Regions from separate parts of the Homo sapiens genome. Here region 1 is linked to region 2. Evidence: chromatin loops called from intact Hi-C (ENCODE). Cell type or tissue: PC-3. All regions are shown on one strand. Each heading gives the region's core, and the rest is flanking DNA. Links, peaks and the distances in the headings are about the cores only. Region 1 overlaps ZBTB7C (zinc finger and BTB domain containing 7C). Region 2 overlaps ZBTB7C (zinc finger and BTB domain containing 7C).

Region 1 (11,551 bases), core at 1,580-9,579, 200 kb after region 2:
TATTTCAATCGTGCTTTCAATCATTCCTTCCATCCATATACACAAGCCCCCTTTTAATGTGATTTTGCTGTATCCCCCATGAGATGGTAGCACTTATTTTTTCAGCACTTGAATATAGACTGGCCTTGTGACTTGCTTTGGCCAGCAGAATGTGGAGGAAGTGACTCTGTAATTTCTGGGCCCAGGGCTCCAGAGGTCTTGAAACTTCTGTCCTCTCCCTCTTAGAATGTCACCATCATGTGAGGAAACACTTCCTAATTTTTTTTTTGAGACAGAGTCTCACTCTGTCACCAGGCTGGAGTGCAGTGGCATGATCTCAGCTCACTGTGACCTCCACCTCCCAGGTTCAAGTGATTCTCCTGCCTCAGCCTCCCGAGTAGCTGGGACTACAGGCAGACACCACCACGCCCAGCTAATTTTTGTATTTTTAGTAGAGACGGGGTTTCACCATGTTGGGCAGGATGGTCTCGATCGCTTGACCTCGCGATCCACCCGCTTTGGCGTCCCAAAGTGCTGGCATTACAGGCATAAGCCACCGCGCCCAGCCTGAGGAAACACTTCCTTAAGGATGGGAGAGACATGAAAAAATAAGCCCCGTCATCTCAGACTGTTCCAGCTGAACAAAGACATGAGAGCAAACCCAACCAACCCATGTGGAGCCCAGCCCAAGCTGCTGACCAAAATAGTAAACACATAAATGGTTACTGTTTTAGGCCACTAAGTTTGGGGGCTATTTATTACATAGCAATAGCTAACTGATACAGGTAGATCCCTTCATCCAGGAAACACCTCCAGGTGTCCTCTAAGCTGTCTCATGCTGGCATACAATGACAACCTCAAATGGCTAACTTCTTGCCCCATTTTAGTTTTTACTTCCTCCCAAATCTTAGTCCTTAACAATCAATCACAATCAACCATACACACTAAGCAAGGTACTATGTTGAGGAGCTGAGGCCTTTAAACAATGGTAGGGCTGGAAGGAATGGACTGTAGAGGTATTTAAGGCTAATTCCATCCTTCAAAAATGAGAAAACTGAGGGCCAGGCATTTTAGATTGCATGTGCATGACTGCACTGCAAGCACCTGGGGGTAAAATATGCATGACACACACCTTTGCAACCTCCAGGTGTCACATGAGGTGTCACCCATGGTGGGGAGCAGTACATGTTCACTGACAGCATGACTCTCTGGCCAGCTGGCCACAAGATTGAGTTTGAGCATCATACTGTTAGGAGTTAGGTATTCGACTGGGTGCAGTGGCTTATGCCTGTAATCCCAGCACTTTGGGAGGCCAAGGCAGGCAGATCATGAATTCAGGAGATTGAGATGATCCTGGTTAACATGGTGAAACCCCGTCTCTACTAAAAATACAAAAAATTAGCCAGGCGTGATGGCACACAACTGTAGCCCCAGCTACTCGGGAGGCTGAGGCAGGAGAATCGCTTGAACCTGGGAGGTGGAGGTTGCAGTGAGCCAAGATCACACCACTGCACTCCAGCCTGGGCAATAGAGTGAGACTCCATCTCAAAAAAAAAAAAAAAAAAAGAAAAAGAAAAAGAAAAAAAAAAGAGTTAGCTATATACTCTTTAGCCCTAAAGCACAGTTGCAGCCTCTCCTACCAACCTGCCTCTTCTCAAGCCCCAAGGAGAGCCAGCCATGCCTGAAAAGGCTGTCTGGGCCAGGAGGGCTTGGACAAGCATCCACGAACTGAAAGGCCACTGTATTCTGTTTACAGTGAGCAATGAAAAAGATGCCACTGTGTCCACCAGGAATGCTGCTGCTGCTGCAGCTGATTCACATGTGTACGGCCTGGCAGTTTAGAGGGCACCTTCAAAAGCCTCCTCCCATTGAATTCTCGCTCCATCCTTCTGGGCAGGTACATTTCTGGGGGTTTGTGGCTGAGCAAGCTGCTCCACCCTCTTCCTTTCTGCCGTCCTCTAGTCACTAAGGAGAAGGATGTGTCATTGTCTTACTTGGAACGGCCTCCGCCCAACACTGTGGGTTACCTTCAAGTCTCATCTTTCTGTTTGCTCTTAGTCTCCCTTTGCCACAGGAATTTCAAATGACCCCAAAAGTGTCAACGATTGTTTACACTGTCATTACTGTAATGAAGCCTATAGTGAATAGGAAATAAACTGACCACCTTTTAGAGTTTTGCTAATTCTTTCAGGTCCTAAACAGGAAGCCTGTTTTACCAAACCCTGCCTTACCACAAAAATTTTCACTGGAGATTGCTGGACTAGTCTTTGCCTTCTAGCAACGAAATAGGAAACATTGGGAAATTAAGAAAAGAAAAATTATAGGCTGCCTGGAAGGTATTATAATTTTTGCAGACATGGAGGGTCCCCTTGTCCTCTCCTTCTCTCCCTCTCAGAGTGAGAGGGCAGGAGTTTGGGTGAAACATTGTTACAAGGGGTAAGTGGTACACTAAAGAGCATAACTTCTCATTCCATATGAAAAGTCCAATGCAGGTGTTTCTGCAATGTAGCAATGGGAGGAAAGGGATGGGCATCAAAGAGAGAGAGGTGAGTGGGGCAAAAAGGTGATGGAGAGGCCGCCCCACCTGGAGGATGCTTCCAGCGTCTCCCTGAATGAACAGGTTGCCATTAAGCAAGTTAGATGGGGCAGGAAGCATGCTCAATGGCATGGCTCCCGAGCTGGGGAGACAGGACCTGGCTGGAGAGTATGACTGCAGGCAATAAATAGCAGTCCCAAGAGTGATAACCAACAGGTCCTCCACTCACATCCTCACATTTCACCTGTGCGGGCCTCAGTTCCTCATGGGAGAGGCAGACTACGAGACTGATTGCTGGTTCTGACCACAGATGATTTTGTTAAGGGTGAGCCCTGAGAGCAAATCCCTTCCCAAGCCTGCCTCTGGCCAGGAGGATGTTGCAATCTGCCTGGCACAGACAGCACTGGGTCCTTGCTATGAGAGAAGGTTATGGCACTGCTGGCCTTGCTGCGGATGGGTGGGGCACATCCTCTTGGGCCTCTCTGTCTCTCACCCCTGCATCCTCCTCCCCAGTAGGACCCCTCCTCACTGCTCCACCCACCAGCCTGAGAGTGGCTGCCAAGGGTGGAGGCTGCAGCAGGAAGAAGGGCAGTAGTCCTTGCCCACTGTGGTTGCCGCCCCCCTGCCTGCCCACAACCCTTCCCTGCATGCCAGGAGTCAGGAGGCTCTGAGTAGAAGCAAAAACCAGAGGCCTTTCAGCTCAGAGGGAGTCTCTCTCTCTCTGTCTCTCTCTCTCTCTCACACACACACACACACACACACACACTCGTGCTCATACACACTCGTACATGAACACACCCCCATGCACCCTTACGCCCCCACTTGTGCAGGTGTGCACACCCTCTCATACACAAACACACTCTCACTTTAGACTTTAACATCAAGGATATTTCTGTTCCCTTCTCTCTTCTCCTTCCCTCACAAAAGGACTCCAGCTGGCTCTCCAGTGGCAGCCACAGAGCCTCGAACCATCTGGAAACATAAGCACGGCAGGATTGTGCGAGGCTGGAGGTGAAGACAGCCGGGGTCATGGGAAGGGAGGCGGAAAAACAAGACAGTGCCAGATCCCAGTCAAAACAGCATGTTCGTCCCGCTCAAATCTCATCAAAATGCCAAGATTCCCCCTGCCACGTGCCCGCCCAGGCAGCTTGCCCCAGACCCCGACATTCTGCCTGAGCTGTGTGCCACCAGCCTTCCTGCCCCATTCCACCATCAGCACCCACTCTGGTGACTTCAAAAAACAGCCACACAGTCTAATTTTAGCTCTAATCTTCCCTGGCCATGGTTGTGTGGTTTCTAATTATTTTATTCCCAAGATTTACCTTGATGGATAGTTATACATTTTCCAATTTACTGTACAATATCTTGTAAAGTGCCCTTTAAAAAAAATGTGTGGATAATTCCATGTTGTTAATTTTCCCAGCTCTAAGGAGAAATCTGCAGATAATCGCCTGCCCTAGAAGCTCTGATTCAATCCCCATTTCCTTTAATACTAATAAAATGGACAGTTCATTTATAAGAAGTTCCCTAAAAGAGGGTATGAAAAACATTATATTTCTTTTAAAGTTGTTAAAGGGCATAAATCCATTACTCAGATAGAGATCGCTTAATAATTTAATGCCTTTGGCTTGGCATTGTTCCCAGAATATTTTCACTTTATCTGTCTTTATTTCCAGGTTGGAACAAATTGAGGAATAATCAGCTCTGTTGGCGGGAATTGTCGAAGAGTCTGCAGGGAGGCCCGAGGAAGACGTGGGGGAGTTGGACAGCCTTCCTGACTGTCCATCTCCCTCATAGGCCTTCAGTCCAAGGAGCGGGGCAGGTGTGGGGCACTGAGGGGGTGGCCAAGGGGGAACAAGGCTTTCCTTTTGGCCTCCACGTGGTGGGGAATGTGCCCTGCAGGTTGTCTGGCAGGCTCTGCTTTCCGGGAAGCAGGGGGCTGCCTGGGAGGCAGCCACCCCCACCTCCCTCCCTCCTGCCCAGTGAGGCAAACAGGTGGGAGGGCCTCGAAGCAGAGCCTTTCTGCAAAGGGGATTAGTTTGCATTTTCTAAATAAAATCATTTACATGATGTATTAACCCAACCCCATAATTAAAATCATTAATGTTTCTTTGTGCAGATTAGCCAAAAAGAGAAACTAAGTGCAGGAATCAACATTCCTTCTTACAGGCTCATCAAACAACACTCCCCTGAAGAAGGCTTGAAAGCTTCATCCACCAGTCCTCTCCCCAACACAGCAAGGTTTATCCCCTGTTCAGGGATTCTTGCTGACTAGTTTCAGCAGTGTTTGCAGGATGTCTGCCCCAACCTAGCTGAAAGCAACCCAGTGGGAAGCTGGTTGGGAGCTGGAAGCAAGGCCTGAACAGGACAGTTGGGCTTAAACACAGCTCTCAGACGGAATCCCTGTGTATTCCTTTTCCTTGCTCCTCAGTTTCCCCTAAAAAAATAAAGCCACTGAACTAAAATGATGCCTATGGGATCTTCCTAGAAGTTTCCCAGCACCATGACAGGTGTGCTGCTCCCATGCCTGGGACAGATTTTTGGCCATAATTGGTGCTCAGCTCAGGTTTGTTGAAGAGAATGGAATTGAACATGCTGGAAGGGGATGGACATAGGATGGGAAGAGGTGAAGACATCATCACATCTGGTGCAAGGATGTGAGCTGCCAGTGGGTGGGGCTGTGCAGCTACTGATAGTCCAAGGCGAAAGGGCAGCCTGAGGCCAGCAGCATGGCGCCATAGAGGAAGAGTTAACAAACACTGCTAGGGGAAGGTGCAGAGTGAGAGTGCAGACCCAGGCATCTCTGCACGGAAAGCCCCCTGCCCCTACAGGCTCAGAAGTGCCTGCTCCCGCTGCCTGGCCTCTCCCTGCTCCTGGTGCCCACTCTGATTTTGGAGCAAAGTTGTGGCCAAGCCTGGGAGCTGTCACAAGCCAGCTGGGTATGTGCATGCTCAGGCCAGAACTGACACACCAGACCCCTGCTGCCTCGGCCCCCTCTGGACTTTGGGTGCCAAGGAGAACGGGAGGGAGTCTGAAGGGGTGCTAAGGGTGGCTTGGTGCAGGCTTGCAGGCACCTTTGGCACTAACAGCCTGGGCGCACTGGCACTGTGGATGGCCGGTTAATGGTAGCAGGAGGCAGACAGGCTCCTGGGTAAAAAGTGCAGGTCCCTGGTGAAACCCCACCTTCAGGCCAGGGACAGCCTGAGGCCTGGGGGCCAGGCTGCCATTTCCACAGACCAGAGTGAGAACTTATGGTGCTTTTTCTGGACCCTCCCATGGCCACCCATAGACCAATCAGAGTGCACTTTCTCCCCTCTGAAGCCCATAAAAACCCTGGTCTCAGCCAGACTTGGATAGACAACAGGACAACCTGCCTGCAGAGAGGAGCTACCCACTGTACTCTCTACTGAGAGCTGAGAAAATAATAGGATGAACTGCCTGCAGAGAGCAGTTACCCACTGTGGGTCTCCTCTCTGCTGAGAGCTGAGCAGACAACAGGCCAACCTGCCTGTGGAGAGGAACTACACGCTGTGGGTCTCCTCTGAGCTGCTCTGTTGCTTAACAGAGCACCTTTTTGCCTTGCTCAGCCTTCACTTGTCCACGTACTTCATTCTTCCTGGATGCAGGACAAGAACTCAGGACCCACCGATGGTGGGGCTGAAAGAGCTTTAACACAAACAGGGCTGAAGCATGCCCCTTGCTCATTATATTGCAGGCACCAAAAAGGAGAGAAGAGAGAAGGAGAGAAGAGCTGCGGCCCTTTGGGAAGCCCAGACCAAGGAGCTCCCTGAGCCAGGGCTGTGACACCCTCTTTAGGGCTCTGCGGTTCCAGGCACCACCAAGTTCCCCAGTGCCAGCCATGTAAGCTTCTTGTGGTAGGGTCTGGTCCCGGCACAGCCTTGCAGGGAGCTGGTACCTGTGCCAGTGCCTGGTGCTGCCCACCCTGCTGCAGCCAGCATGCTTAGCTGTGCACAGTGGCCAGACCCCATGCTCATTTGCTCACATACCCCTCGCTGCTCCACACCTGGCTCATCCTTGGCAGGCGTGGGATCCAGGCCAGTAGTGCCAGCTGAGCACAGCCTGCCAGGCTGAGTGGGCAAAACGAGCCCAGGAGGCCTGAGCAAAACTCAGGCAAAGGCACTACTGGCCACAGAGGTTTCCAGCCAGAAAAGTAACACTCCAAGGATCCTGAGACAATGTGAAGATAGAGGCAAAGATTGGAGTGGTGCATCCATCAGCCAAAGAACACTGATGATTGATGCTAATCCTCAGAAGCTAGAAGAGGCAAGGAAAGATTCTTCCCTATAACCTTAAGAGAGAGCCCAGCTAATACCTTGATTTCAGACTAGAACTGTCAGAAAATACATTTCTGTTGTTTTAAGCCACCTACTTTGTCATACTTTGTTATGGCAGCCCCGAGAAACTAACACATCTGCCAAGATGCCAGACTTGTGAGTGATACTATCCTGGACCCTCTAGACCAGCCCATCTGCCAGCTAAGTACCACCATATGACCTCAGTTAAGGTCACCTGGAACAGAAGAATCATCAGCTAAGATCTGTCCAAATTCCTGATCCACAAAATCATGATATATAATAAAATGGATTGTTATTTTAACCCATGAAATTTTGGGGTACTTAGTTTTGCAGTAATTGAAAGACATACACAGTAAGTCTGTGGCTGAACTGGAACTAAAATTTAGGTCTCCTGCCTCCTAGTTAATTCAGTAGGGCTTTCCATTCTCCATGGCTTCTCCTGCTCATAAGCCAGTTATTATTCTCAGCAGTTTCATTTGCATACATCTCATAAGTTTTATCCCAGTACCCCAGTTAAGATGTACAATTCATTGAGAACAGATAAACAGCATGCCATCTTGATGCCACCATCAACACCAACCCCCTGGTTGAGTGTTGGAGGTGAAGGCTATAAGCAACAGCAAAACAACAGAAACAAGAAGGGCATGTAGGTGAAACAGTATATAAGAGTACAGGTTTTGAGGTGGCAGGGAGTAAGGATGTTGAATGGGAGAGGCATGTCATGGCTTGAATATGTCCCCTCCAAAAGCATATATTAGAAATTTAATTCCCAATGCAGCATTGGCAGGTGGGGTCTAATGAGAGGTGGTTAGGCCATAAGGGCTCTACTCTCACGAACAGACTAATGCCATGATTGTGGGAGTGGGTTTATTATAAAATGACAAGTTTGCACTCTCTCGCGCGCACGCTCTCTCTCTCCCTTCACCCCCCACCTTCCTCCATGAGATGACACAGCAAGAAGGTCCTTGCAAGATGCCAGCACCTTGATATTGGACTTGCCAGCCTTCAGAACTGTAAGAAATAAATTTTTCTTTATAATGTATCCAGTCTCTGGTATTCTCTTACAGAAGCACAAAATGGACTAAGATGAGGTGAATTCAGATTGTAAAAGGCTTTGAATGTCAGGCTAGAAAGCCAGAATACAAAGAGCATACATAACAGTGGATATCCTAACAGGAAGACCGGTGAGCTGGAATCAGTCAGTGCTATCTTACTGCCTACATTACTGCCCCTGTTCTAGCTGACTGGATGCCACCTGCTTTCCCCAGCTTCCTAGCAGTTAAGGACACTTGTGAAACACCTGTACTCAGAAACGCAGCTACAACATAAGCCAAATCGACAGCACTTTTGAAAATCAAGGTCTGCATGTTGAGAGCCATGTTGTTTTTAAATGGGTGTTCATAGTTTCTGGGATAGGTCCCATATTCATCTGTGCTTTTTTAATAAAGGGAAATGTTTAGGTAAATTATATCAGCTGCTGCCAGGGGGTGGGAGGCTGCTTGTGGCAAAGCCCAAAGGCCGAGAAATTCTAGAAATGCATTTATGAGATTTCAACCTTGCCACCTCAGAGCCTCTCCAGGTGGTAATGGCCTCTCCTTTGAGGGTGGTTGGGTCAGTTCCATCCACATCAGTCAGTCATTATCTCCGCTCAGTTCCTTCCAACACTAAACTTTCCAGTGAAAGTCCTTTCCCATGTATCAACCTCCAGCGCCACTGATCACAACCCAATAGCCTCAGTGGAATTGCTCCCAGAGGTTTAAGCACCTAGAATGCCCTCCCCTTTTATCCCAATCTCAATCCTATGTGACCCTCAAGATCCAGCAAAAAAAAAAACAACCCTTCTTTCTGAAGTCTTCTGCAACGCTATAGTCCACAAGCAGACTGCTTTCTCTCTGAGTTTACAATGCGTTATTATATACTATACCATATTCATAGTAAGATGTTTTATAATATCTATTATCTTAAACTATTTTACAGCCACCTAAATACATTTTTAATTTATAATTTTAATAAAAAATAAGACACACTGATGGCAGAAAAAAATTGAAAAACAAACATGTATGATGAAAAATAGGTTTCTGTCTAACCCCAACCCCGGTCTTTTCCCCAGAAGAAGAAACTTCTGTTACTGGTTTCTTGTTTAGTTTTCCAGAAATACTTTATGCCTATATAAGTACATGTGTACATGCGTGTGTGTGTGTGTGTATTTACCTGCTAGGGTGCAATACGATTCACAGCACACCATGAACTCTTTCCACATCTTGCTTTTTAATGACCTATTAAGCCTTGCTTTGTGACCTCATACTAAGTTGGTTTTGGGAATTGCTCATGTGTGCTTGAGAAGAATATGTATTCTCAATTGGACATATAGCCACTACTTTAAACATCTTCATTGCCTTTTTCAAATCTTCTGTTTGCTTACCAGTTTTTGGGAATAGTTTATTTATCAATTACTGAGAAAGGTGTATTTAAATCTCCTGCTCATGAGGGTGGATTTATCCATTTTTCCCTGTAGCTCTGTATTTCCTTTGTGTATTTCGAAACTAAGTGCATACAAATTTAGAAGTGATACCTTCCTAGAGAATTGAAAATTTATTATTATGCTGTGAACCTTGTTAGCACTAATAATGCTTCTTGCTTAAGAAATTTATTTTTGTGATATGAATATAACAATACTAGCGTTCTTTTGGCCAGTGTTTGCCCAGTGTATCTTTTTCCACTCATTCACTTTCAATTTTTTTTTGTCTCTTAAAACTGCAGACAGGACTGAACTTGAGTTTTTGTTAATCCAATCTGACCAATCTCTCTTTTAGCTGGTAGATTAAACCTATTTATATTTATTGTAATGACTAATAGAGATATACATTTATTTTACCATTTTATATGGTGTTTTTTTCTACCATTTTTTCCTCTCATTTATAACCTCCTTTAGAAAAAATTGAGGTTTTAAAATTATAGTTTCCTCTTCTGTTTTAGAAATTACACACTCCATTTCTACGTTTTAGTGCTTACTCTTAAATGTTTTAACATGAATACTTAACTTGAAGTCCAAAATTAATACCACTACATTTTCTTCACCAAATCAAGGACTGTAGAGCACTTTGTGCTCATTTCATTCTATGTTATATATTTAAATTTTAGATGTATCTCATTTTTTTCATCCCATAATGAATCATTATTGGTGTTTTTGTAAAATTAACATTTGTTTATATTTACCCATCTGTTTACCAAGGTTTTTGTTCTCCATTGCATCTTAGATCCTCCTTCTGCGACAAGTTTCCTTCTTTCTTAAATACATATTTTAGGAGTTCCTTTGGTGACTCTCCTTTAGTGTGAACTCTCTGAGTTTTTGTTTGTCCAAATTTTTTTTATTATTTATAAACACATAAAATCCTCATTTGATACATTACCCCCCGCCTCAGCACTTTGAAGATGTCTTCTAGCTGCCAAAGTTGCTGCTGAGAAGTCAGCTGTTTTTCCAGTTTTGTTGTCCTTTGTAGGACATCCATCTTTCCTCCCTGGCTGATTTAATACCTCTCATTAATATCATACGATTTCACTTTCAAATTTCTAAACGTGTGTTTCTTTTCATTTATCTTTATGAGATCAACTTTACTCCCCTAATTTGAGAATTTAAATTTTTAATCAATTCTGAAAAATCCTCAGCCATTTTCTCTTTAAAGATCACCTCTTTCTCAATCTCACTACTCTTTTACCTTTAAGAATTAGACATGTGTTAGACCTTCCTATTCAGCCTTCTGTGTCTCTTCGCATCTCTGGTATTTTCTTAATTTTTTGTTTCTCTATTCTGTATTCTGAATAATTTTTTCATATCTACTCGTTAGTTCACTAAATATCTCTACAACCAAATCTACATTTTCCCATACTTCTCATCTAACTCTGATTCCCTATGTCCAAGTTTATCTAAATCCTAGTAGAGAATCAATCTAAGTTAACCCACACTTTGGTGTAAGGCCAATGTCACCTCTTCTAGAAGCCTTTTAAGTTCATAAATGGATACCTATTCTCAGAAACTTGGAACAGGGTTTTAGCCCATGAGAAGTGTTTGATAAGTCTCTGTTGAACAGGCAAATGAACCCTAGGGAAACGGATAAACTTATAGTTCAAGAACTCAACAAAGGCACCACCTAAAACCCACGCTAGCCTTAGGGAAGAGAAGTTCAGGATTTCGTTTGAGCTGGAGGAAGACTTCATAGAAGAAATAACACTTTAATTGCATCTTGAAATATGAACAGAATGTTACTGTGGGAGGAGGAGGATTTCAACTGGCAGACCCTCCTAAAGCAAAAGATTGAGGTGGGAAGTAAAAGACAAGTCTAATAAGAACAGTAGATGGGATGTGTGAATAGTGAGGGCTAACTGTGGAAATTTAAGGTGAGATCAGACTATAAAGGTGTTAAATAAGAGGATTTCAACTTTATCCTATTTTCTGACAGTTTCTTGATTGAAAAGTTTGGCCCAAAGAAGCTGTTGCAGTCAGGGTCCACACAGAAAAACAAAGTCCATGCCAGGTAGCTTTGCAGAGGAAATTTAATATGGGAATTAGTCATAAAAGTGTTAGAAAGACTGAAAAACCAAACAGGGGATCATGGAGCAATCCACAGATTAGCAATGGCAACCATCCTGAGAAATGGGAGGGGAAAGGGCAAGGGTGGTGTTACTGGCTCTCAGAGGCTGAAAGTGTTGCTGGAGCTAGGAC
Region 2 (11,551 bases), core at 2,157-10,156:
CTATGTCACTCAGTGGACACTGACCCCCAGAATGAGGACCACATGATCCTAGAATGGCCGAGCTGAGCAGAATCTTGACGAGCAGCTGGCCTTGCATTTCTTGCACTGGGCTATGCTTACCCCTGAGCCCTCAGCCATGGGCTGGGGCCTCCCAAAGCTGTAGGGTGGCCAAGGAACAGTTCGACTTCACTAGAAGATTCTGGGGAAAAGGCAAGTCACTTAACTGGCAAGTCGATCAAAACGATGTTTTTATATTAAGACAAATGTTATGTAATAGAATGCAGAAGCATGAATTTCAAAGCCAAAACAGGAGACTTCAGAGTTTTACACTACAGATAGGTTACTTTGGGCTATTTCTTTAGTGTTCTGCCCCCAATTTGCCAATCAGCTGGCCCCCTCTGCTGAGGGGTGTTTAGATGGAGAACTTCGAGAAGCTCTGATTACTCCATTTCCTTTATTACTAGAGGTGAGGGAAGGGAAGACCAGAGTGGAGGGGTGATTAGACTGAAGACACACAGCTTGGAGGAGTCTAAATTGGAAACCCGGATCTGTTCTTTTCTCTGTACCAAGAAACGCTGCATAGACGTTGCCTACTACAGCAAGAAAGGAATCAAAAATAGAAAAGAGGCTCTGGGTTGACCCTTGGTTTTCCAGAAATGCAATTCGAAGAACAGTGTTACCAAGAGTCTGGGCTGTGGGTTGTAAGTAGAGCTGACTCCATTCAATGACAGAAGTATATTCCTTTACCTTAGGTTCTTTTAGGATCTAATGTTCTTTGGGAAAGAGGCTCAGGTGAAGAAAGGAGGAGGCCGATGCCAGCACCGGGAAGTGAGAGGAAGGAGACCCAGATAGCAGCAGGGCCAGCCGGAGCCCATTCCGGATGCCAGGCTGGGGAACTGGCAGGACTTCCCTTGCTCACACATCCTGGGGTGTAGCTGCACACGTTTGTGAACACACGCACACACACGCACACCTCGCACTCAGGCCCACAGGTGCTGCAAAGCTTAAGATCCAACCATGCCTTACAAAGCTGGAATGTAAGAGACTACTGAGAATTGAGTTCTGCCCTCCCTACCATGCAACACCCCCAGATAACTGAAACGGCAATTGGAAGGGGGAATCAATCTCACCAGGTCATTAAGCAAGCATAGCTCACTTTTACTCAAAACACTGTCCTTTAAAGTATAAAATAAGGGTCAAAGGTTTTTTTTTTTTTCTTTGTTAAGGTGTCTTTGACATTATTTTAAGTTTATGACACCCAACAATTAAAAACCTTAAGACTGGCTTGTTGCTGTCCTGTGAACTTTCAGAAGTCACATCTCACAGAAGTGCAACTCTCAATATAATTTAATCAAGTCAATTAATACTGTTTAATAAATAGGCCAGAAAATTAGCTGAGAGTTTTTCTCGGCGGGATGTGGCGTGCGACCGAAGTTATGGAAGATTGTCCCTTGAATCACTAAGGCAAACTTTGTTGAGTGTCATTTTACGTAGAGCAATCACATAAAAAAAGAGTTATAAATAGAAAAAATTCCAAAGTTCTCCCACAGACAGACAGGGAAATTGAAACATCAAAAAAAAAAAAAAATTGAAGCAAAACAAAAACACAACCACCCCTCCCCCCACAACCCATTTGCTTCAAGTTCTTGATCATACAGTACTCAACATCTTTGGATATTTTACAATGTACAATTCCAAACTGCAGCCAAGAAAAAACAGAAAGAACTAACCAGTCATCTGAAAAATTGAGTTTATAAGAAGTCATCACCTTTACAAAATAAAAACAAAAGCCCCAACACCACTGGATTCCAATTTATTCATGTTTCCTTTTTTTTTTTTTTTCCTCTCTTTTAAAGTCTGGTTCAGCCCCAATCACTTGGCTGATGGGGGGGAACACGGGGGCACGTTGGCTGGTGGACATGGGCATGCTTCAGAGAAAAGTGTCTGAAACGAAGACAGGAATCTGAGAGGCGGCTGCCCAGGCAGATGACTTCTGAGAACAGAGGGTGTGTGTAGCAATCCTGCTGGCTGGAGTGGCATCCGGTGGTGTGAAGAATCAGGGGGTCTCTTCTGGAGAGTTGTGAGAGGGACAGAGTCTGTGCTCTTCTCTGGCCTTTTTGTTTGTTGTGTTTTTGCTCAGGAAAAAGCCAAGGCAACAGGAAGAGCTGAAGTCTCTTTGTGCCCATAGCACAGGGATTGGGGACTCCAGCCCTGGGCTCTCCCTGGGGACGAACCCTCCTCCTCTCTGGGCTGCTCAGAAACCAAAGCAAACTTGGCAAGAAAAGAGAGGGGAGGGAAGGAGAGAGAAGGTCAGGAAGGCACGGGGCCAGCAGAGCCTTCCTTTTCAGGACCTGCTGCAAATTCAAGAACCAGGAGAACATGTGACAACTCTAACTCACAGAGCCCTTCAAACCTCAGAGGCCTCCACCTCCCTGCACTGAGCCCTTTTGTCAAAAATGGGGAGCCAAATACTCCCACTTCATCCCCAGAGGGAGGAGGAAGGGGTTGAGGGGGTTCTCACACAGCAAAGGGGACCATCACTAGCAATGCCAAGGCCCTGAGGAACCCTCAACTCAAAAAACAAACAGATAAACCCTAGAAACCGGTGTTTTGTCTGTTGTCAGGAATCAGGATGAGGGGAGACTGTTGCCAGGTGTTAAGAGGTGGCCCCCATCTCTTCGATGTTGGCCCTGAGAGCCCCAAGACACTGCACAGCCTTGGAGGGGGCACTGGAGATGGGGGTAAACATTAAATAGCGCCCCCAGGAGTCCAGACATGAACAGCGGCCTGCAGGGAAGGTAGGGTAGCATTCTGAGTTCGCAGAGCTACCTGTGGGCTTTGCTGAAGCTCGGAAGCTCCCCTGATGACCTGATCTCTGTCTAGTCTGGCCATATTTCTCACCTATGCTAATATGCTAATATAGAGCTGGATGTGATAAAACTAAGTCCAGAAAGATAAACTGTTTCCCCATGGACTTGGGGAGTACAAAGCTTCTACCATCTCTGTGATTCTCTGGGGGGATAGGTGTGTATGTGTTTAGAGGTGGAGGGCGGAAACCTCAGTTACCAGCCCCTTCCATAGCCAGGTGACACTGAGCTACAGAGGGCTGACCTGTCAAGGTCACAGGACAGGTCAGGGAAGAAATGGCCCGGGCCTTCCAGAGCCTGGTTCCTGACTGGTTCCAGGAGGCCTCCCTGCCAACAGAGCATTTCTTTCTATGTGGCAGGTGGGTAGTTCTCAAAAAGACCCCGGGGCCACTGGAGACTGGAAAATGAGCCCTCAGAGGAGTGTTGGCAGAGACTTTGCCATAGGGGGTGGGGCTTAACCAAGGTGCATGCCCAGCCCCTACCTCCTCCTGCTGTGGCTGGCTGGGCACCAGGCCAACCACCCCCTGACCCCTCATGACTCACCCAGCTCCTAAGTGCCCCTGGGCACCCAGTTCTTTGTGGCATGGGCCGGTGCAAGTTTCTATATGAGAGCCAGAGAGACAGGGAGGGAGGCCCGGGCTCCTGGCCTTTTGGGAAAAGATGCCCGTCTCAGACCAGCAAAAGGAGGCAGCTGCTTTAGGAGCCCGGGAAAATGCCATCACTGATAGTATTATTATTATTTTCCCATTTTCCCTTTGTGTTTTTAAAATGAAAAGTTCAGATCCATGGGGTAGGGTAGAGTGGGCCTGGAGGGAGAAGGACTGGAGGGCTGGTGGGCTGGAGCCGACAGGGACCAGCCTAGTTGTTGGCTTCGGACATGGAGGCCACGTGGTTGAGGCCGGCGAGCCCAGGGAGGCCGGCCAGGCCGGCGGCCCAAGGGTCGGGCAGCGGGAAGTAGGGCCGCGCCGCCGCCACGTTCTCGGCCAGCGCGAAGGCCAGGAGGCCCCCCGCGTTCCTCTCAGCCTCCAGCTGCGCGCGCCCGAACAGCTTCATCTGTGTCTCCTCGAACTGCCGCTCCAGCTCTTGCAGGCTCAGGGCGCCCTTGGGCGCTGCCAGGAAGTGCTTGGCGGGGCTGGGGCCCGGGAGGCACACAGCTGCGCCGCCCAGGTGGCCGCCCACCTCGCCCAGCGCAGGGGGCATCACGAAGGCCGCCTTGTCGGGGGCCGGGCCGCCGGGCCCGAAGAGCAGGCTGGCGGCCCTCCACGCAGCAGGCTTGCGGCCGCGTCGGGGCCGTGCCATGCGGCAGCTCTGGCGCTTGATGTGGCGGTGCAGGTGGTCAGAGCGCGTGAAGCTCTTGTAGCAGAACTCGCACTGGTAGGGCCGCACGCCCGTGTGGATGCGCATGTGGTTCTTGAGGTCGTAGTTGTGCACGAACTTGGCGTTGCAGTGGATGCACAGGTAGGGCCGCTCCCCTGTGTGCTTCCGCATGTGGATTTTCAGCTTGTCCTGCCTGCAATGCAGAGACTGGGGGTCAGTCCCGCAGGGAACACCAGGAGCCATTCCTAACCTTTTGCTCCCCCTTTCTCCAGAACCAGCCGAGGCTCCCTACTGCCATGGAGTCAAACCCCAGAAATAGGTCTCATGCTAGATCTACCCTCAACTGCTGCCCCACCTTAGACAGGTATGGTTACTCACCTGGATTAAAGGGATGCGGAAAAAGCAGTGTCCTGAAAGCCCCACTCCCCCAAACTCCTTTTATACCCGAGCTCAGAGTCATGAAACTCCCACTCTATTAGGGGTTTATCTCACATACTGGGAAGATACTTCGCCAGAAGTCAGCATTTCTGACCTTAGTCCTCGGATAGTGCAGCGACTTCTGCTGATACTGGACTGCACTTTAATCTCATACCCACTCTCTCCAGGCAACCTTATGCTTTCCCTCCAGTTCATCTATATGCTTTGGCCCAAAGTCCCTGGTCCCATCCCAGCCCCCGGGCTATTGAGATCTGTCTGTGTTTGGCACTAATCTGGGAGGCTATAGAAGCTTGGGCACACCTTGTTCAAACCTCCTGCATGGTGGTTTCTTATCCTAAGCCTTGGGCTCTCCTCTTTGTCTGTAGACAATTTCAGGGTTTACAAAAGAGCCAGGTGCGAAAAGAATGCAGCCTAATCTAGGGCAAAACTTTGCAGGGTTTAAGTGGTATTATTCACAGGTAAGGTATGGTGTAGGGTGGGGGCGCCTGCACCTATTGGGGGTCTGGGAGCCTCTGCGCCAGCTGCAGACCCACCACCAACTTGCTGGTGACTTCAGGCAAGTTACTTAACCTCACTGCCCAGAGCTGAACCTGGTGCCAGACATCAATTCTCATTGTCCAGGGCTCATGGAAAGAACCTGGGTCTGTGTGAGCTAGATTCCACACACCTCCTGGTGGTCTTGACAGGAAAACTGATATCAGGGGGTTGTTTTCATAAACACTGAGCATTGGGTAAACCAGCTTAAGGTGGCTGAGGTATAGGCAGCTGGGCTGCAAGAATTCCTCTTGGGATAATTCGCAGCCTTCCCCAGTGGGGCCATAGGGGCCAGGAAGCTCTGTGTCTAGTCTCCTACTTCCTCCCTGCAGGTGTGGCTTGGGTGGAGCATCTGCCTATAATTTCAGGCTCTGCTTTGAGGTTAGAACAGATGTGGAGTCCAGGTGTCCTCCCTAAGATGGCCAGATTTAAACCCTGTTTAACGTAATCCTAGGACAGCAGGTGCAGGTCCTAGGCTCCTGGTGTCTCCTGGCCACTAGAGGTCTCACCAGCTCTCATTTTCAAAATGGTTCTCCAGGGGCAGAGCAGGAGAGAAAAGGACATTCCCATGAATACTGGCAGGCACTGTGAGAGGAGGATCAGAGAGGACAGATCCAGTCCTCCCACCTGTGCTCACAGGAAGGCTGGAGAGCCCCTGGGAGTGAGGAGAAGGGAAGTGGGGTCACCCTCTTCCCCTCCACATCCCACTGCTCCTGCCTTTTTTCAAACCCACCAGCCACCCCTAGGCTACATAGTACTCTGCTGTGATATCCCACCCCCTACCAGCATGCTGTGGTCTCTGTAACCCAGATTTCACCTAGATGATTGGATTTTTGAGGAGGAAGGGACTTCAGAGACCATTTAGGCCAGTGGGTCTCAAACTTAAGGATGCATTCGAACCATAATCAGGACTCAATAAAACAGTGCTGGGCCCTACTCCCAGAGAGTCTGATCAGTAGGTCTGGGATAGGGGAGAGGGACAAAGGATTTGCATTTCTAACCAGTTGCCACATGCTGGTGGTGGTGGTGGTCCGTGGACCCCACACTGAGAACCACCGGTCTAGGCAAAGCCTCCACTATGTAGGTGGGCAAACAGACCCAGCTGGGGAACTTGCCAAACTCACCCAGAGGGTCATGGCAGGCCCGGGAGTCAAGGCCTCTTTTCTCACCACAGCACTGTGACTGTGAAAATGGAAGTGTCGGGTGCCTGTACCCCTGGAGTGATGCAACTTCCCAGTCCTGAGGGATATGTCTTGGGCCTCCACAAATTCACCCAGGCTCTGATGGAAACACTGATGCTAGGTGGTCGGCTGGGCTCCCTCACCAGGCCTGGCAGAGGGCTCAGCTCAGAATCAGCTAAGCAGGGCTTTAAATGCATCATCTCATTACTCCTCACCACAACCTATGAGGTAGGTTTTTTTATTTTTATTTTTATTTTTTTGAGACAGAGTCTCACTCTGTTGCCCAGGCTGGAGTACAGTGGCATGATCTCGGCTCACTGTAACCTCCGCTTCCCAGGTTCAAGTGATTCTCCTGCCTCAGCCTCTCGAGTAGCTGGGATTACAGGCATGCACCACCACGCCCGGCTAATTTTTGTATTTTTTTAAGTAGAAACGGGCCTTCACCATGTTGGTCAGGCTGGTCTTGAACTCCTGACCTTGTGATCTGCCCACCTCGGCCTCCCAAAGTGTTAGGATTACAGGCGTGAGCCACTGTGCCCGGACAAGGTAGGTTTTTTTTTTTTTTTTTTTTTTTTTTTTTTGAGACGGAGTCTCGCTCTGTCACCCAGGCTGGAGTGCAGTGGTGCGATCTTGGCTCACTGCAAGCTCCGCATCCCGGGTTCACACAATTCTCCTGCCTCAGCCTCCTGAGTAGCTGGGACTACAGGTGCCCACCACTACGCCTGGCTAATTTTTTTTGTATTTTTAATAGAGACAGGGTTTCACCATATTAGCCAGGATGGTCTCGATCTCCTGACCTCGTGATCTGCCCACCCCAGCCTCCCAAAGCGCTGGGATTACAGGTGTGAGCCACCGCCCCTGGCCAGGTAGGTTTTTTTTAAGTCACTATTACACATAATTAGTAGCACTGACCCTTAGGGTCACTCTCAAACAATGGACAATATAAGTGGTAAATCTTCAAATGCCTCCCAAACTTCTCATTAGTGTATCTAAAAGAAGTCCCATTTTTGTGGCAATTGGTCCAAGGATGTAAGAAGTGCTGAGAAGGTGCCTACGATATCCTTTTATTGAACATCTGCTATGGGCAGGTAAATACATGACTTCATTGACCCTGGGAATTCATTATTCAGAGGCATATGGTATAGAGGTAGGGCCCCTCCAGGAGTCTGGGAGTCCCTGTTGTAGCTTCAGACCCACCACCAACTTGCTGGGTGGCTTTAGGCAAGTTATTTAACCTCTCTGTGCAGAGCTAAACCTAGGACCAGACATCACTTCCCATTGTCCAGGGCAGATGGAGAGAATCTGGGTTTGCGTGAGCTAGATTCAACACACTTGGTGTAATTTCCTCACTTGGACACAGGCAGAAAGGAGGCTCAAAGAAGTTAAGAGCTTCCCAAAGGTATACAGCTGGTGGGGGCAAAGGAACCTGGGGGGCTACCTGGCTGTGGTTTGTTTGTAAGCTATTCTGGGGATGAGAAAGGATGGATTTTCACAGCAGGGATTCCCAACCTGAGGCCTAAGAGGACTGCTGCAGAAAGGGCAGACCAGAACAATCAAGAGAGGGCACCGGTAGCCAGCTTTCTGCCTCTGTGGCCAGAAGACTGGGGTATGCCAATGGGAGGAACTCAGCCCTAGGCAGGAGCTTTCCCTAATGGAGACATTTGTGGGAATGGGGGCAAGGGGTGGGAAGAGTAGGCAAAGCTCATGATAAGCCAGTGCTGGAAAAAACTTCAGAGGATCATCTAGTTTACCAGGCATACTTTACCACATTCTGATTCATGGTCTGAGTCAGTGGGCCCAGTAAGTGACACTATTAGCAGTACACTTCTCAGGACCTTGAAAACACTGATCTAATTACTTCCAAGATAAGGAAAGAAAGGACCAAAGAGGGAATGGTGTTCTAGGGCCACACAGCCTCCTTCTTTACACTGACCTTTCCTGTGGATACTGTGACGTGCATTGGAGCTGGAGGTGGTGCCGGGCACACTCCAAGAACTAGATCAGTTCCCTTCCCTGGTCTGGGCCTTAGTTTCCTGATCTCTAAAATGCGGGTTGGGCTGCATCCTTGGGGCCTCTAGTGCTCCATGAGTGTATGCATCTGGGTAATGGGCTTCTGCCAAATCTCCTTCTGGAGTCTGTTTGGCTGGCTGGCTTCCTTGCTGCTTCACATATTCAATCTGCCTGTGGAAGCAGCGTGAGTTTAGCTGGAATATGTTCTAGCTGGAATCTCAAGAGCTGAGCTCTTAGTTACTTCTCTGTAGGAATGGAGGTCTGGCAGTTCCACTTAAAACTTCCCAAGGCCCCCTTGTCCAATGGCCTGTGTGCTCACTTACCCCTTAGCATGGCTTTCTGGGCTCTTCACAAGCTCACTGCCATCTCCTCTGCCAGCTTCCTGCCTGCCCCCCATGGTACGCTGCCCCACACTCTGGGCAACTCTGCATCTTTGAACACCTGCAGGTATGAACTGGACTGCCGGTCCCCCAGTGCACAGCCCACCACATTACAGGGTGGATGCCCTGTAAACCCTGGCTCCTTCCCCGTGTGTGCATGTCTTGTGCTTGGACACTGATGCTCTATCCTTAGGGCCCTCCCAGAAGGCCAAGCCCAGAGCCAGGGTGCCCCTTCCTCCCAGCCCTCTTCCTCCCAGCCCTCCTCCTCCCAGCACTCCTCCCTGCACGTGGCATGGAGTTCTGGTACCTGCTTTGATGAGAACCTGTGGGATGCTCTTTCGTACTCTGCACAACACACAACACTGAATGTAGATAGAGAGGAGGCTCACTGCGCGTTTGGTGACTGACTAGTGGTGCCAATTTCAGAACTCTCCGACTACAAATCCAACATGCTCCCCTCTGGCCCTGGTCCCCTTGTCTGCCATCTCGTTCCATCTCTCTGCATCAGGGACAGCCAAGGACATATGCACCCAAGCCTCGGTCTACATGCCTCCTTTCAGCCTGGAGAGCTCATCGTCGGGAAAGTCATGTGAGTCCTCATGAGCTCATTCCCAGAATCAAAGAAAAGGGCTGTGGGGCCTTGGCCTGAGGTCTGTGGCCTCCAGAAAGGCTCCCAATCAGGATAATGCTTTCCCAGCAGCCTCTACCTGGACTTCTTGTAACCCGATGGTTTGAGACACACTCTTCCTGCTACCACTGCTAATGCCATTACATTATCTTAATAGGGTTCCCAGAGCTGCCAGGAGTGGGAGGACTACAAAGAAAATAGAGGGAAGACAAAAGCCAGGCTGCTGGCTTATCTGGAGAGCAGGCAGCTGTGGGGGCACAAAGGTGGTCAGCATTCGGCTGGCACTGGAGGAGGCAGGTGGAGACTAAAAGGCACAGCCTTCGGGGTTCAGCGGAACTGGAAAGCGTGCCTTGTCAGAGAGTGACTGCGGTGCAGAGGTCGTCCATCCCCACCCAGGACGGTGTGCTCTATGGGACCTCTGCTGTCTCTGGGCCAGTCTGTTTTCATTTTGCAGTTTCTTGCCTTCACTACTGTCCCCATCAGGCATGGCTGGGGCATCTCTGGGAGCCAGGCTGTGACAGGATGCAGGGGCTCCAGGAGGGAGACCAGCCAGCCATGCTCTCTAGGAGCTACTAACAGAAGGGCTGGGGGAGGCAAGGGGCAAGTCTCTATGGCCTGCAATCAAGGACCCATGTGGTGGGAATTAAGAGGCGGAAGATGCACAGGCTTTCACAGGGCCCAGGGCCAGGCCCAGTTGGCAGTGATGGCTGCAGATGGGGCAAAAAGGTGTGCGGGGGCCACCTGGACCTGGGATGTCCGTGGGCAGGGAAAATACCCACCAAGCATAGCAGTGTCCCTGTGCATGAAGACAAATGCTTTATCTTCCTGAGATCACATGCTCCCTGTTCTTCTAGGCCCTTCCTAGGCATCACCTCTGGCCGAAGCCTGCCATCCTAACCTTTGGCTCCTGGCTTCCAGACTTTCTGGGAAGAGAAGGGAAAGGATTCCTGATGAAGAGGATCTAAGGTAATCTTGGTCCAGACTGCCTCTGCCCTATGACCTGGAGCTGTTTCTGTGTCCCAAGTCAGACCTGAAAGGGACAGGAGCTGCCTCTGTGGCCAGCACAGGCACAAGCCTTTCCCAGGAGGAAAACGGTGTCTTTGAACTAAACCGAGGGAGTGCACAGGCAAAGGGAGCCCAAGTGGCTATGGGGTGACCAGAGCTAGGAAGGGACAGCATGGGGCCAAAGAAATAGTTTGGTTGATGCCGTTGAGGCCCTGCCTAGGGAGATTTCATATTTGGAACAGATCAGTGGTGGGACACCTGGTAGGACTGGCTGGAATCTAGAGCTGCCTCAGAGGTGAGGTTCCTGACACCAAAGAACAGACAATACCATTGTGGGGCGGCCTCTGTCCCTCCTCTCTAGACCCACAGAATGACAGCAGCAGGCAGGGCCTTAGGGGTGAAGGGGCTCTGCTGGAAGGATTCCCATGTCCTCCCCCTGGGTTGTGGCTGCTGAGGTCATTAGTACGTCCCCGTGGGGTGTGGACATTCTGGGAGCTGGCATCTGGGAGGCTGTGACTCAGAGCCTGGGCTGAAGGGCTACCATGCAGGGGAAGGGCAGGCCTCTCCAGCACCCCATGGGGTGGGGCGGGGAGGGTGTCACAAGACCCTGAGCTCTTCCCAACATCAAGGAGGGAGGAAATGGGGCTTTGCCAGGGCAGAAGCTCAGCTGTGATGAAGGAAAGACTCGGGTTCCAGAAGGGGAAATGGAAATCATGTCCGAGAGAAGGACCTGAGGGCAGCATGTCTGGGTCCTTGCTGCGGGGACAAGAGTGACATGACAGGGCCCAGTCTCAGGAAGTGGCGTGGCCTTGGAAGGGAGTCTGGGAATTCTGCGTCAACGAGGCAGCCGTCTCTGCTCTAAGTGGCTGCTGAAGAGCTTCCAGGTGGAAGGGGCAGGTGTTAGGAATCGCGTTGGGGAATTCAGCCAAAAATAAGGTCCCCGTGGAAAGGCTGCAGGGAGCCTTGGCCACAGGGAGAATTACAGGAAAACCTCAACCTGGACAGACCACGCTTGGGGCTCTTCAAGCACGGAAAAGAATCCTTGCCGGGCAGTTCCAGAGATGGGGTGAGAAGCAAAGGCCCAGTGATTCTGAAGAATGTGAGGGGGAGGAGAGTGGGGAGTGTCCCACAAGGACAGCCACAGCCCACAGTGAGCAATAAAGCCTCTGAAGGGAGGCAGGCTGGAGCCAT

Evidence for each region. Hi-C counts contacts between places; a loop is a spot of excess contacts. Peaks named below come from ENCODE experiments on the same cell type or tissue, not always from the same donor. Only the 100,000 strongest peaks of a DNase experiment are listed, where the experiment ranks them.
Region 1: it touches region 2 in a loop (9-fold over the local background); 14 of 110 quality-filtered maps call a loop at or near these places.

What each region holds. Positions count from the first base shown.
Region 1 is chr18:48,225,494-48,237,044 of GRCh38, forward strand. All of the region lies in intron 2 of ZBTB7C (zinc finger and BTB domain containing 7C), which reads right to left. Among named protein-coding and RNA genes, the nearest start is that of ZBTB7C-AS2, 21 kb to the right of the region's middle. In PC-3, for the core only: a CTCF peak has its summit at 5,175 (motif pointing right); a DNase peak (open chromatin) is centred at 1,978; H3K27ac peaks cover 712 bases.
Region 2 is chr18:48,025,535-48,037,085 of GRCh38, forward strand. It overlaps ZBTB7C (zinc finger and BTB domain containing 7C), which reads right to left. Exons shown (of 5, transcript NM_001318841.2): 5 at 1,138-4,377. The coding sequence ends at 3,726. Among named protein-coding and RNA genes, the nearest start is that of SMAD2, 100 kb to the left of the region's middle. In PC-3, for the core only: CTCF peaks have their summits at 2,734 (motif pointing left) and 5,647 (motif pointing right); a DNase peak (open chromatin) is centred at 8,107.